Regions from separate parts of the Homo sapiens genome. Here region 2 is linked to region 1. Evidence: chromatin loops called from intact Hi-C (ENCODE). Cell type or tissue: CD14-positive monocyte. All regions are shown on one strand.

Region 1 (8,000 bases):
AAAAAATATTGACTATATTGAACGTATAATAGCTAATTTTAAAGCTCAATTTGCCAGTTCCATCATCTCTGTCATTTCTGGGATGTTTCTGCTAAGAAATTTCTTCTGGCTACAGGTCACATTTTTATGTTTCTTCCACATCTAGTAATTTTCAATCAGGCACGGACATAATAGATTTTATGTTGTTGAGTGCTAAATTTTGTTATATTCCTTTAAGGTGTGTTGGGAATTCTTTTGGAAGGCTTTTAAGCATCTTGAGGGTCAATTTGATCTTTTTGAAGTTCATTTTTAAGCTTAACTTAGGTATCAAGCCAAAGTCTCCGGTAGACCTCTGTGCAGATTTGTGGGGTTCTTTTTTGCAGAGCTCCCTCTTCTCACTTTCTGCTCCACAGCTTCCTGCTGCTCTGACCTTCCTGAACACGTCTGTCTCTTCACTTCAGTGAGACTACCAAGCCCTTTTTCTTCCTGATCCCTGCCTTCCTGAAATTGCCTCTAAGCAGGAAATTCTCATTCGTTTTCCCTTTTCTCCCTCTGGAATAACAATCTTCTGCTACCTTTTGTCAATGTCTGAAGACAGTTGTTTTGCACATTTTTTTCTGGTTTTCTAATGATTTAGGGTAGGGGGCAAGTCAGGACCCTGTTACTCCATCATGATTAGAAGAGAAAGTCTCAACCCTCCTTTTTCTTGAAGCATCTTTCCTATAGTTTTAATGTGCATTTCTTGTATGAGAAAAGTTGAATATCTTTTTATATGTTCAAGAGCCATTAATATATCTATTTTCTCTGAAGTCTCTATTTATGTCTTTTGCTCATTTTTGTCTTGGGTTGTAGGTCTTTTTATTTTCAAATACTAGAAGGTCATTATTAAATATATTAGCTTTTTGTCTGAGATATAAATTCCATATAGATTTTTCTCATTTTTTATCTTCTGACTTTTCTTACAATTTTTTTCCAGGCAAAAAGCGCTTTCTAGAATATAGTCACATTTATTAAAATTTTATTTATAGGCTCTGGGTTTTGAATAATTGTCTGCCAAGTATAATCTACTTTCAGGTTATAAATAACTTCGTCTATGTTTCATTTTCCTTTCCAGAACTTGTATGAATTTAATTTTTACATTTGGATGTATTTGAAATTTATACTGTTTGTGGTGTGAGAAATAGATCTAATTTTATTATTTTTCATAAGGCTATCCAGTTATACCCTCACCGTTAAAAAACGATAACCTATCCTTTCCCCTGTTGATTCTAGTTGCTACCTTCATCAAATATTAAACTACATTTTGATTTGTTTTATATTCTGTTCCAGTGGACTACCACCCCATTCACGTGCTAATATTTTGCTTTAATTACAGAAGCTTTAATTATGTTGTTTTCACGTATGTTAGGGTTAGCTTCTACAAGTTGTGATCCCTCATGCCCCCAGGATTTTCCATGGTATTCTTGCCTATTTATTCTTTCAGACGAACTTCATTATCAGTTTGTCTTCCTCCAGACAAAAAAAAAAAAAAAAAAAAAACAAAAAAAACCCTCCTACTATATTTATCAAGATCATGTTACATTTACAATCTTAGAACTAACTGATACATTCTGGTGTTGAGTCTGACAATGGGAGACCACCGTATGCCTTTCTGTTTGTTAGATATGCTTTTGTGTCCTTTAGGTATGTGCGTACTTTTAGTCATGTAGGTTTTGTACATTTTTAAACTAGATTTTTGATTAGAAATTTTATTTTCTATTGTAATGAGATCTATTGTGACATGTTCTACCAGGTTATTGTTTGTATACGAAGTATATTGATTTCTAATTTTACTCCTGCAACGTAACTGGTATTGTTTTTAGTATGTTTCATGGATTATTTTGGAATTTCCAAAAAATTAATAATAGTATCTGCCTATACAGATAGTTGTACCTCTTCCTTTATGATTCTTTTGCCTTTAATTTCTTTCTCTTGTCTAATTGCATTGGTTCCCTACTTTACAATATTAATTAATAGAAGAGATAGTAGACATATTGGTCTAGTTCAGGCTTTAATGGGAATGTATCTAATATTTTTACTATAAGGATGTTTTCACATTTACCTTTAGAATATGTCATTGATTCCTATTTCACTGAATATTTAAAAATAATGATTGAACTATTGAAGGTATTGAATTTGATCAAACGCTCTTTCATGTGCTCTTAGTGCCGCCCCCTCCCATCCTAAGTATTTCAAATCCTCAAGTTTTCTTTCTTTTTTTAAAAATTTTTTTATTTCCATAGTTTTTTTGGGAACAGGTGGTATTTGGTTACATGAGTAAGTTCTTTAGTGGTGATTGGTGAGATTTTGGTGCACTCATCACCCAGGCAGTGTACACTGAACCCAATTTGTAGTCTCTTATCCCTCGCCCCCTCCCACCCCTTCCCTCGAGTCCCCAAGGTCCATTGTATCACTCTTATGTCTTTGCATCCTCATGGCTTAGCTCCCACTTATTAGTGAGAACATACAATGTTTGGTTTTCCATTTCTGAGTTATTTCACTTAGAATAATGGTCTCCAATTGCATCCAGGCTGTTGCAAATGTTATTATTCCATTCTGTTTTATGGCTGAGTCATATTCTATGGTGTGTGTGTGTATACACACACACACACACACACACACACACACATATATATGTGAGATTATATATATATCTCACAATTTCTTTATCTACTCGTTGATTGATGGGCATTTGGGATGGTTCCATACTTTTGCAATTGCAAATTGTGCTGCTATAACCATGTGCGTGCAAGTATCTTTTTCATATAATGACTTATTTTCCTCTGTAGATACCCAGTAGTGGGATTGCTGGATCGGATGGTAGTTCTACTTTTAGTTATTTAAGGATTCTCTGCATTGTTTTCCATAATGGTTTACTAGTTTACATTCCCACCAGCAGTACAGAAGTGTTCCCTTTTCACTGCATCCATACCAACATCTTTTTTTTTGATTTATTGATTATGACCATTCTTGCAGGAGTAAGTTGGTATCACATTGTGGTTTTGATTTGCATTTCCCCGATCATTAGTGATGTTGAGCATTTTTTTCGTATGTTTGTGAGCCATTTGTGTATTTTCTTTTGAGAATTGTCTATTCATGTCCTTAGCCCACTTTTTGATGGGATTGTTTGTTTTTTTTGTCGCTAATTTGAGTTCCTTGTAGATTCTGGATATTAGTCTTTGTTGAATGTATAGATTTTGAAGATTTTCTCCCACTCTGAGTTGTCTGTTTACCTTGCTGACTGTTCCTTTTGCTGTGCAGAAGCTCTTTAGTTTAATTAAGTCCCATTTATTTATCTTTGTTTTTGTTGCATTTGCTTTTGGGTTCTTGGTCATGAAGTCTTCGCTTAAGTCAATGTCTAGGAGGGGTTTTCCAATGTTATCTTCTAGAATTTTCATAGTTTCAGGTCTTAGATTTAAGTCCTTGATCCATCTTGAGTTGATTTTTGTATAAGGTGAGAGATGAGGATCCAGTTTCATTCTTCTACATGTGGCTTGCCAATTATCCCAGCACCATTTGTTCAATAGGGCATCCTTTCCCCACTTTATGTTTCCGTTTGCTTTGTTGAAGATCAGCTGGCTCTAAGTGTTGGGTTCTGGGTTCTCTATTCTGTTCCATTGGTCTATGTGCCTATTTTTAATACCAGTATCATGCTGTTTTGGTGACTATGGCCTTATAGTATAGTTTGAAGTCAGGTAATGTGATGCTCAGATTTGTTCTCTTTGCTGTCTTGCTTTGGCTATGCAGGCTCTTTTTTGGTTCCATATGAATTTTAGGTCAAATCCTCAGATTTTCATTTCTTTCTTGTACCTTGAATGTTCTTTTTTTACTAATTCCTTTCTTGAACAAAACCATGAGTATGCCTTTATTAACTTAAAACATTTTCCCCCAATTCTTTTTCTTTTTTAATTTTATTTTTATATTTTGTAGAGATGGGGTCTGTCTTGCTATGTTGTCCATCCTGGTCTTGAACTCCCGGCTCAAGCAATCTTCCTGCCTCGGCCTCCCAAAGTATTGGAATTCCAGGTGTGAGCCACCATGCCTGGCCTCTTTCTATTGTAAAAACTTTTAAAATGTTTTGTGTATTTCTCTTCCTGTCAACATTCAAGTGCTGGTGCTAACTTTTCACTGTTATATCATTTTTTCTCTCTCTTCATATGCAGTGCAACTTCCCTGTACAGATGTACTTGGATCTCAAATCTAGGTTTTCTGTGGTTTAGAACTTGCTGTATAATTGTCAGGTTTTCCCTGGGCCAGAGGGAGTTACTGAGAATGTTTGTTACGCTCCTTGAGTTTTAGGCAAGCTGCCACCAGGTGGCAGCAGCAGAAAAAGTCATCCTGTCTGAACTGACATTAAAAATGTTTAGGCCTATGCTGATTTTTAAATAGCATCTTCTCTTTTTATGGGAAGAAAATATATATATGTGTATATATATATATACACATATATATATATATGTATATATATATATACACATATATATATATATATACACACATATATATATATATACATATATATATATACATATATATATATATACACATATATATATATTTGTTACTTTTGAGATACATATTTTTAAATATTCCCCAAAGTAATTAAGAAACCTTAAGACACAGCTTCTTACAAAGACTTTTTTACTTAATAAGGGGAATATATTTACACACATATACATAGTATACAAATATATTTATATATCATGTATATACTTATTTTAAGAAGTAAATTCTAGCAAGCACTAAGGCATTATTCAATAAATTTATATTCTAAAGAAAACCTAAAAAATGACTGGCTATTATTTATTCTTTATTTCCTATTTTACTTAGAATTGCTGAGAGTATGAGGGCATTAAATGTTTTCTGACTAAAAGGATGATGCATTTGTGTAGAGAGCTTCTGCCTTTCTGAAAATAACAGCGAGTGTATGCCCCAATTTGAACCTCTGAAAAGAAGAAAAACGTCACATGCTTATGGTGTGACTCTTCCCTGCTGTTCTTCAAGGGCACAATACTGCTCCCCGGAACCAATAGCAAATGAACAGTTTTTCCTCTCTACTCCATATCAACTGATTTTAAGCTCTCTCAAGGCATTACCTGCCATTACTCAGGAAAACAGAGATCTTAGTAGCTTTGAATAATTTTATATAATTTAATTGAAGATGGCGATATGAAAAGGGCTTTGTCATGTGCACAATGTAAAGACCCTGCCTAATTGCCAGCTCCACAAATTGTGTTACTGAATTTCGGCCATTTTTATAGAGATCTAGCCTAGGAATTCCCACTTAGCATCAACCAAATGGGGGAGGGAGACAGGGTAGGCACCTCCTTTCATTGCTTTCAGTGTTGAAGCAAAATCGAACATGGAGGTTGTTAAAGTTGCTACATGTGTAAACTCAAAGGACATAATTTCTTGTTTTCTATAGTAACTCTAGGAAGTAACTGAGGGAGCCTTCTCTGGATTTTTACTGAGGACTCTGAAATATGTAAAAGAAAACTCAGGCTGTTAGGTTGAGAGGTCTCTGGCTGCTCTTGACTTGAGCGACACACTTTGTGTATTTACCCTCCAATTGCACTTGGGCTCCCAGAGGCAGATCCAAACTCTGACTAGCAGAGAGAAACAGCTACGCTAAACGGGGAAAAAGTAGAAGCTGTGTCTTAAAGTTTCTTAATTACTTTTGAGAACATTAAAAAAAATTAATTCATCTCAAAAGTAAGATAGCACAGTACTGAACTACAGCAGAACTTTACAAGCAAGTATTTTACATGTCACAAGAAGGAAACTTGCTGTGGGGAAATGATTGCCCCGTCTGTGACTGAACCCAAAGCAGACCAGCCTGTTTAATGGGATACCTACTCCTTCTGTGCCTCAGGAAGGTAAAGAGTGGGAGGAGCCCCTTCTCTTTTCCTTCTCCCCACTAGACTCAACCCCCAGAAAGAATAGTGACTCCTGCCTCTTGAGGCTGGGAAACAGCATGGGTTAAGGATGGCTGAGCCCCCTGAGCATTCTCTTTTTAGGACAGCCCTGTCCTCAGGAGTCTCTTTCTTCCTCTTCTAAGTGCTCTCCTTTCGTAGACAAGAGCTGCAGTTGCCATCTCAGCTCGTGTCTAGGTTTGTAAAATTAATCTGGGGAAGCACAGACGGAATTAGGGAGTCCTGTTGTGGCTGCAGCTCTAAGCTATGCCCTTCTATGAACTTCATCAGTGTTTAGGCTAATCTTCATCTCTTTCTATCTGGCTTCTTCTTTCTCAATTCTCAGAGTGTGGAGGGGAGGATGATTAATTATCACCTGTAACCTCTTGTATCAGTCCGGGTTCTCCGGAGAAACAGAACCCTACCTATATCTGTGTATCTCTATCTATCTATATATCTATACAGATATACTGTATAGATGGATGGTATGTCTGCAGGGACCTGTGTTTTATGGAATTGGCTCACATGATTGTGGGGACTGGAAAATATGAAATTTGTGGGGCAGGCACAGCCTGGAAGTTCAGGTAAGAATTGATGTTGTAGTTTGGAATCTCAAATTCACAGGGCAGGCCAGAAGGCTGGAAACTCAGGTGGGTTTCTATGTCACAGTCTCGAGGCAGAACTCCTTCTTCTCTGGAAACTCCTTTGCCCTTTGTTCTTCAATGGATTGGACGAAGCCTGCTACATGATAGTCTGCTATAATCTGCTTTACTTAAAGTCAACTGACCATAAAAGTTAATCACAGATAAAATTCACACCCACAGCAACAGCTAGACTAATGTTTGCTCAAACAGCTGGATTTCATAGCCCAGCCAAGCTGTTACATAAAATTAGCTATCACAGTTTAGCGCTTGTTTACTCAGCATCCGTACACATTTTCTTGCACTTAATGTCCAGATAAAGGAAATAACAAAGCCGTTCTTCCATCTAACATGATACAGTCAAAGCGACGCATAAAATTAACAGTTGCGCCAAAGCTCCCCTATTTCACGCTTCCACACATGCAGTGATTTCACCATAATATCATCTACCCTTCCCTAAATATACGTGGGTTTTTTTGTGCCTCCGTATCTTTTTTTTCATGTTGTCTTCTCTGCCTACAAAACCCTCGCCCATTCTTTTCTGGTCATCTTCTATTCATCATTCAGGATTCATAGCAATGAGTTTTTCTTGTATCATAAATCTGACCACGAATTTCTATAGTTACAGTGTCAAAAAATAGGACATGGTTTCTGAATAAAGATTGAATATAAAATAAATAAAGATATGGCCAGTTACCTGTCATAAAAGCAAAGCTATAATTATTTAAAAACAAAGTACCATAAAATAAATCTTGTCAAATGAGCAATGAGCTACTCTCGTATTGGTTACCTAAGGAACTTTAACAGACAGGGTGTGTGGTATCTATGTGTGTGCCTGTGTGTCACATAGAGATAGTCCTCTGCTATCACAGTGAATGTTTAAAATACAAATGCTACCTATACCACATGTGTAACATTTAAATAGTAATCATGTCATTCACTTTGTTAGATTTCAGTAATAATTTTGGGAATACACTAAATTATTTTAAGAATCTTAGTAAAATTTGAGCTGATACAAATATAGATATCTATATTGGAAGCATGTGTGTTTATAGTTGTTTTGCTGACATTAGGGCATTAATATTTAGGTTAGTCACTTAAAATGTAGTTCTCGTAAGGCAAATTGACTACAGACTTCCCCACACTCTTTACCAAGGATGTTGGTCTCTGGAATCTGGTCTGTTCGTACATTTTCTTTTTCTTTCTTGCTTTTTTTCATTTTCTTTCTTTCTTTTTTTTTTTTTTTTGCCTTACTGTACCAACAGAAAGAGTCTGGAAGAGAAAAACAAGAATAAACATAGCAAGAGTATGATGTGGAAGAGGAAGGGAAAAGCTGTTTCCACCTTACCAGGAGGAGGGTGGGGGTTGATGAGCAGTCACAGGCATCTGAGAGGGCTGCTGTGCTGCTGGGCACTTTTCTCACTCCCTA
Region 2 (8,000 bases), 160 kb after region 1:
GGCCTGTCTGCGGCCCTTATTAGAGCTGCGAGTAGGTGGTGTTTGTGGTGGAGGTGGTGTGGTTTCTGTTCTGAGCAGCGCATGGTCCAAGAAGCCTTTTATCTGAGGTGCTCTCTGTAGATCTGATCTGACCTTTTCTGAGGGGTCCTACTCTCATAGCTCCCTGTGAAGATTTGGAGATGGTGGCTTAGGTTGGGGCTATTCACTCTTAAATTCAAGCTTAGGCTCTGAGAGTTAATGAGAAAGGAAAAAATGAGTCCCCAAACTCAGCACTGAATAACATGAAATCCCTGGAGTAGAGGGAAAGTTTGAGTGGAACCCCCACTCCCAAGATGCTAGGTAAGCACCGTTATCCAGGCTGTAAACAAAGACAGTGCAATTCCTTCCCTATAGAGACAGATCTTGGAGAAATTCCCAGGGGAAACTGTGTCTAATCAGGTCCCTGAGATCGTCAAGCAGCTTAAATTCCTCTGTGATATGACAGCTGGGGTTCTGGTCAAAATGAGAGTTCCTAGTTTTTTTTCCTGAAGTTGTCAAGACCACCTGGGAAAATCCACAAACAGAAACCATGGTCTATTCCTTGAGCACCTTGGAGCCTGGGGTCTGTAAAAGCTCTGATTCTCAGCACCAAGGGAGTCAAAAGAGGTAATACGCAAGGCTGTGTGCTTTCTGCACAAGCAGCACCATTTTCTCTTTCTGGCTAATGGAAAAAGAGATGGCGTAAGGCCCAGCACTGAGTGGGGCCCGGGAGAAGGAAGGTGAAGGTCCGAATCCTGTCTTTCCTGATGGTCTCTTTGAAACCCACAACCAAGGGCTCTGGGAAGTATGGATCCCGTCTCTGCTCTCAACACTGACCCTGAGGTGAGATGGAATGGAGGGTCTTCGAGGAGGCGGGTGGGATGTAAAGAGCCAGCAGGTAACACTCTTGGCTTTCTCTCCAGATGGAAATCCACTATCTAGTTGGGAGACGGAGGCAGAGAATGGGAGGGCATCCTGGTGACCTTGAGAGCTCTGGTCTCTCAGCTCTTGAGGCAGCGGCCCAGGTTGTACTCTTGGTTCTCAGGGTGTCTTTCTGAGAGTCCCTGGGCAGCCAATTCAGGTGTGTTGTCTCCCTCGTCATCTCTCAAGCAGAGACGGAATTCTTGCTGCCCATGGTAACAGATGCTAGCTTGAATTCATGATCGGCCCAGCAGAGCTGAGATCCTCTCACAGACACGTTGTTAATACCTCAGGGTGGGGAGGTGTGTAGATGAGGGAGGATGGAAGAGAGGGCATCTGCACACTGGCTGGTCCACTAGAGTCTTCTTCCCTTAGCCATGCTTGTGCCTGTCATGACTCTTTGTGTTTTGCCCTCTGCTTCCCCAGACAGCTCGCCAAGAGAGAATGACTCTGAGAAACAGCTCCTCAGTGACTGAGTTTATCCTTGTGGGATTATCAGAACAGCCAGAGCTCCAGCTCCCTCTTTTCCTTCTATTCTTAGGGATCTATGTGTTCACTGTGGTGGGCAACTTGGGCTTGATCACCTTAATTGGGATAAATCCTAGCCTTCACACCCCCATGTACTTTTTCCTCTTCAACTTGTCCTTTATAGATCTCTGTTATTCCTGTGTGTTTACCCCCAAAATGCTGAATGACTTTGTTTCAGAAAGTATCATCTCTTATGTGGGATGTATGACTCAGCTATTTTTCTTCTGTTTCTTTGTCAATTCTGAGTGCTATGTGTTGGTATCAATGGCCTATGATCGCTATGTGGCCATCTGCAACCCCCTGCTCTACATGGTCACCATGTCCCCAAGGGTCTGCTTTCTGCTGATGTTTGGTTCCTATGTGGTAGGGTTTGCTGGGGCCATGGCCCACACTGGAAGCATGCTGCGACTGACCTTCTGTGATTCCAACGTCATTGACCATTATCTGTGTGACGTTCTCCCCCTCTTGCAGCTCTCCTGCACCAGCACCCATGTCAGTGAGCTGGTATTTTTCATTGTTGTTGGAGTAATCACCATGCTATCCAGCATAAGCATCGTCATCTCTTACGCTTTGATACTCTCCAACATCCTCTGTATTCCTTCTGCAGAGGGCAGATCCAAAGCCTTTAGCACATGGGGCTCCCACATAATTGCTGTTGCTCTGTTTTTTGGGTCAGGGACATTCACCTACTTAACAACATCTTTTCCTGGCTCTATGAACCATGGCAGATTTGCCTCAGTCTTTTACACCAATGTGGTTCCCATGCTTAACCCTTCGATCTACAGTTTGAGGAATAAGGATGATAAACTTGCCCTGGGCAAAACCCTGAAGAGAGTGCTCTTCTAATGGGTCTCTTCATATCACTGGCAACCGATTCTCGGTAAGCATGATACTCAAGTGTCTTTCTATTTATAGGCGGAGGAATTTTAATATTTTTCCTCAAAGAGGGTCTCCTCTCCACTTTTAAAAATTGGAAATCTCTTTCCTATACTCTCCTTGAGGACTATATTATTTTGCAACAATTAAATTGGCTCACTGCCTGCAAGTTAGTGTCTATGAAATGCCTTTTGTTTACTGAACTCTGTATTAGGCCCAAGAGATGAGTAAGATGAGGCTCCATGCCTTCCATTCTTTTCTTGGTAGGCTAAATGGGTTTTTCTGAGCAAGAACGTTTCTGGCTGGAACAAGGGGCAGGTGGTGGTATAAAGGTTGAGGAGTGTTTTCTCTTTAGTTACATAAGCAGACTTATTAAAGATCAATGGTAGATACCTTGGTGCCAGTGCTAATATGATTATATATCCAGCTCTTCAGGAGGTTGCTTGGTCAGGAAGATCATAAACCCTCCTTTTCATATACATGTATGTACATAAAAGAAGCCCTCACACAAGAATTTTCTATGATCTGCTCTGTAAGGATAAATCAAATCCAAATCTTTTATTTCAAAGTTCTAAAGCTTCTGGGCCTTGGAATGGTAATCAGGGGTAAGTGATCCTGTGTAATTGGGCCAATTTCTTAGGCTCCGGAGACTCAGGCTGGAAGAAGAAACAAGGAAGAACTCCACGGATTTGCATGATCTGTAAAATGTGGCCTCTGCCTTGCTCTGGAGATACTAAGCACACTACTGGATTTTAGGAAGATTGCTTATTCTTTAAAGTGGATTTAGATTTTACAGTTCTGACAACGTGTGTGCATGTTTATATGTGTGTGTGTGTGTGTGTGTGTGTGTCTGTATGTGTATTACAGTTAATCAATATAGAATCGGAAAGAAAGAGGAGTCATATTACACGTCCCACTCTCAGGGAGTCTGGAAGGGATCTGGATTTTGAGTGCCAAAGACCACTCTGTATTACTCTGCTAAAGGTTCTGCTGTTCTACATTGAAGAGTTCAGTGCTCCAGCTCGTGGCCAGGAGACATTCTGAGGGAGAGCTGAGAGCAGGGCAGAGAAGCAACTGCAGCACAGGTCTGACCAACAGGAGACGTGAGACAAACTCTATCTATCTTCTCCAAATCTGCTAGAGGAAGATCTTTGGAGGAGAAAAACTCTGATACTTGGATTATGCTTTGATTATGATAATAATGACACTTAACAGTTACTGAACTTGCACCATGTGTTTGTGCACCATTTGAGGTACCTTAAATATATTAATTCATTCATTGGAATTGATTTAATACCTTACTCAACCACTGCTGGTCAGTCCTCTGGGCCTTGCTGAATCCCACCCTCCAGTGGACTGTCTGTGTCTAGGTCCATGGGGGTCTTGGGATATTAGAAAAGAATCAAGAATAAGGAAGGACAAAAGTAAATCTACTTTGATACGGATAAAGAAAAAAAAACAATTACCATTGGTATAAATGAGCGGGAACAAGAACTAAGTCAGGGCATAGGATATGAATGGAAAGGAACAATTATGTAATCAATGCATCAAAGTCCAAGAATAACTTTCCCTGCATTCACTCCATATTGGCACTGGGGTGAGTAGCCGTGAAAGTATGTTTGACTTAATGAGACACTGGCTTGGCTCTTTTGGAAAGAAGTTCCTTTTTGACTGAGGATCTTACATGACAAAAACTCAGAGAGACTTTTCTTGGCTCTTGTAAAGCCAAATAAGAGCATCTACTGCTTCCACAGAAAATGCAACATTAAATAAATTCAGAAGGCCTGCACTTCTGTCTCAAACCAAGGATGGGTCATCTTGCATATTGTTTTGGGTTGACGTTAAGGAATTGTTTGTTCTCACAGTGTTAAACAAATAGAAGGAGGGTTGAGGGCTGTGGCATTACAGTAACAGAGAAGTAAGTTGAAACTGAGTGTCAGATCTGTCCTAAATGAGTCCTTCTGTCACAAGACCACGACTCCATCATCTCCTCACGTCATGACGTTTTAATTTCTAGCAAGGCTACTTTTTTCTCTTTAGGAAGCATCCTTAAGGTTGAGATTCCTCTAGGTTCAGTTCTTGGTCTCCTTCTCTTCTGGGCTCTTCCTGAGGCATTTCTCTGACTCAGGTGACTTCAACAACCACGCATTTGATGGTGACTTTCAAATCTATAACTCTGACCCTGAGCTACAATCAGAATCTGTAATCAGTTGTAAACTGGAAACACGCAAGTCTTATTAACATTGATGTTCAAATAGAATTGTTTAACGATTAAGTGATGACATAGTTTTGGAGTATCAGGAGGAGTAAACTGTTGTCTCTCACATTTCTAACCATGTGGGAGAATATAGGTAAGTGACCCTCCAAGTAGGAAGAGCGAGAGTACAAGGAGAACTTCCAGTGGATCTTTGGAAGGAAAAGGACGTGGTTTCCCTGTGCTCAAGAGGCAGATGAGAGGATGTCCGTGGCAGACTCAGCGTTAACTCTTAGCTTAGATGCGTAGTGCCCTTTCTCCCCTCACACTTCCACAGCAGAAATGTATCATTTACAAACCACTTCAGCTGCTGGTAACCAAAGTCTGACTGCAGTGGCTGAAACATATAAGTGTTTATTGTCCTCCAACATAAACGGCATCCAGAGGTGGGCAGTCCAGGACTGATTTGACAGTGCTGAGTCATCAAGCACTCAGTCTCTCTCTCCATCTTTTTTCTCTTCTTTCTAGCTAGAGATTTCATTCTCAATAATGCATCATGATTTCCAGATGGCCACTAGAGCTCTTAAGATTTTGTCCATATTTCAAGCAGCAGGAAGACACAGGGGTAAGCATAAGCAAATGGGTACTTTACCTATTTAACGTATGACTGCTACTGACAAGTTATTAACTATCCCTACCTGCAAAGGAGGCTGAGAAACTTAGCATTTCACTTGATAGCATTATCATCCTTAAACAACAGAATTTTGTTGCTAAGGAAGAAGGTGCTAACATGGCTATTGTGCAGACAACTAGCAGTATCCACCAAAGGATAGAATACCACTTGCCAGGAGGGAACAATTTAGAAGTGAATACACTCTATCCATATTTTTGCTTTCTTACTTTGTCCACTCTGTGAGAGAAGGTTAGATTAATTGGACAGGTAAGATTGAAAAAGACTGACAAGTTGGTCATTGATGGAAATGTGCCCAGTGTCTTCATCACCAAACTATTGGTACTAACGTAAGGCAAGCTCATGGTGAGGACAAGCCAGAATCTGTGCTATTTCAATCCTAACCTCTACTGCTGTCTCCTACTGGGTTAAGTTAGAGTCCGGGTTCTGAGAGGGAGGTGCGAGTCCTGACATCTTTGCCTCTTCAGCATGGCTATGAATAAAGATGCAATGGTATTTTCATCCTCTTTTGGCTCCAGTCATTCTCACTAATTAGACCCACAGGAAAGGGGGAGTGAGTGATTAATATTGCCAAATTTCCCACATTAGAGCTGTCTCTGCACTTTTAGCACAAGGACTTCTGGTAATTGAAGCTCTCATTTTCTTATGATTTGAAATGACCCCTCTTGCTCTGGTAGTGGGTTATTGGAAACCATATGAAAAATAGAGTGTCTGAGAGGACACAAAGTGCAACTCAAATAGGGCTCTACTCGTTAATTTTAGGTGTCAACTTGACTGAATTAAGGAACACCTAGGGAACTGCTGGGTGTGTGAGTGTGAGGGTGTTTCCAGAGGAGGCTGGCATGTGAGTCAGTGGACCCAGTGGGGAAAACCTGCCCTCAATGTGAGTGGGCATCATTCAGTCGGCTGGGGGCCCAGACAGAACAGAAAACGCAGAGAAAAGGATTTCCTCTCTCTCTTGGAGCTGGGAAACTGTTCTCCAGTCCTTGGATATCAGAACTGCAAACTCTTTGGCTTTGGGACTCCAGGACAAACTCCAGTGGTCCCTGGATTCTCAGGTCTTTGGGCTTGGACTGAGAGTTAACCCATTGGCTTTCCTGGTTCTGAGGTTTTCACACTTGGACTGATCCACACTGCTGACATCTCAGAATCTCCAGCTTGCAGACAGCTTGTCATAGAAATTCTCAGCCTCCATAATCATTTGAGCCATTTTCCCTAATAAATCCCCTCTCATCTATCTATCTATATCTATATCTAATCTATATTTATATCTCTGAGCTATCTAATCCAGTTGATTCTTTCTCTCTGGAGAACCATGAGTAAAATACAAGGGCCATGGAAGGAGGGCTCATTGTCAGCTAATAGGGAAATTTGACAGGAAAATTTAGGCTAGATGACTCACAATTTCACAGAATAGCATGTGGAAGACATGAACAGAAAATGGTGTTCCAGTTGATGGCAAATAGGGTTTGGTACTATCTGTGATTTCAGGTATCTACTGGAGACTTAGAATATATCCCCTAAGAATAAGGGGGTACTGTGTATTAAATGACACCCATGTGAGGCAATGTATTTGTTAACTAGCTAGATTTAGCCATTCTACATTGTAAATGTACTTCAAAACATCATGCTGTACATGATAAATACACACAATTTTGTCTGTCAAATTAAAAAAGGTAAATGTTCTAACTTCTTTGTTAAAAGAACACGAGTCAGACTGGATCAAAGAGCAGAATACAACTCTATGTGGCATACAAGAAACCCATCTATAACCAGGTGATTCAGAAAGATTGAAAATAAAATGGTGACTAAAGATATAACAGGTAAATATAAACAAACAAGCAAACAAACAGGCTGACTTTCAGTCAGAATGGAAATTCAGTCAAAAAATGTTAAATGCAAAAGCGTTATAATGGTATAGGATACAATTTACAATAAATATGTAATGGTTATGAGTCTCTCTGCACCACATAGTAGAACATCAGGAGTTATAAGAGAAATTAACATTATTGGAAGGGAACTTTAAATTACAGCTTTTAGTCTCTGATAAAGCAGGTTTATAGAAAAAGATAAAAGATGTAGAAAATGTCAAGAAGATAATAGAGAGATAAATCTAATTACTTACATAAATTAGTTTTTTCTATATAAACATCCAATTTTTTATGTGTATGTGTGTGTGTGTGTGTGTGTGTGTATGTGTAGTTCTGTGTCCTAGATATTAAAAACATACCTTTTAATCAAAGGGTCAAAAAACAGTCACATGAAGAGTGAATATTAGGTCACAAAAGCAAACTTCAATAAATTTGATATATTAAAAATAGTCCCATCAATGTTCTTTGATCATCATGCAATAAAACTAAAGCATAATTATGTAATTAGAAAGCAAAAATACTTTATTACTTTGATATTTAACATTTTCTTTTAAGCTACTTGCAGATCAAAGAAAAAATATAAAATTGCAGAATGCCTAGAAAAAAGCTATGAAAATGTAACCTTTTATAATTTATGAGATAGTATACAGCTAAAACAGAAAAATAATTTTAAATATTATATTAAACAAGCAATAAAGATAAATAAACAATTAACTTATGGGTCAGAAAAAGATGTAGTAAAATTAAAAGAAAACAGAGTAGGAATTAATAAAGTTAAAATCAGAAAATATTGAATTAGAAAAAAAACAGTAGAGATAATAAATACATTCAAGAGCTTGTTCTTTCAACATTAGTAATATATATCAGCTGCTGTCTCTCCTAATTCAGAGAAAAAGAAGAA

What was found. Hi-C counts contacts between places; a loop is a spot of excess contacts. Peaks named below come from ENCODE experiments on the same cell type or tissue, not always from the same donor. Only the 100,000 strongest peaks of a DNase experiment are listed, where the experiment ranks them.
Region 2: a loop joins it to region 1, with 5 times the contacts of the local background. A loop is called at or near these places in 86 of 110 quality-filtered maps.

The regions. Positions count from the first base shown.
Region 1 is chr11:124,582,752-124,590,751 of GRCh38, reverse strand. No RefSeq gene overlaps it. Among named protein-coding and RNA genes, the nearest start is that of OR8A1, 17 kb to the right of the region's middle. In CD14-positive monocyte, CTCF peaks have their summits at 4,124 and 4,323 (motif pointing right); a DNase peak (open chromatin) is centred at 4,321.
Region 2 is chr11:124,418,255-124,426,254 of GRCh38, reverse strand. It overlaps OR8B4 (olfactory receptor family 8 subfamily B member 4), which reads left to right and starts at 1,384. Exons shown (of 1, transcript NM_001005196.1): 1 at 1,384-2,313. The coding sequence starts at 1,384. The coding sequence ends at 2,313. In CD14-positive monocyte, no CTCF peak of the experiment used is centred here; no DNase peak of the experiment used is centred here.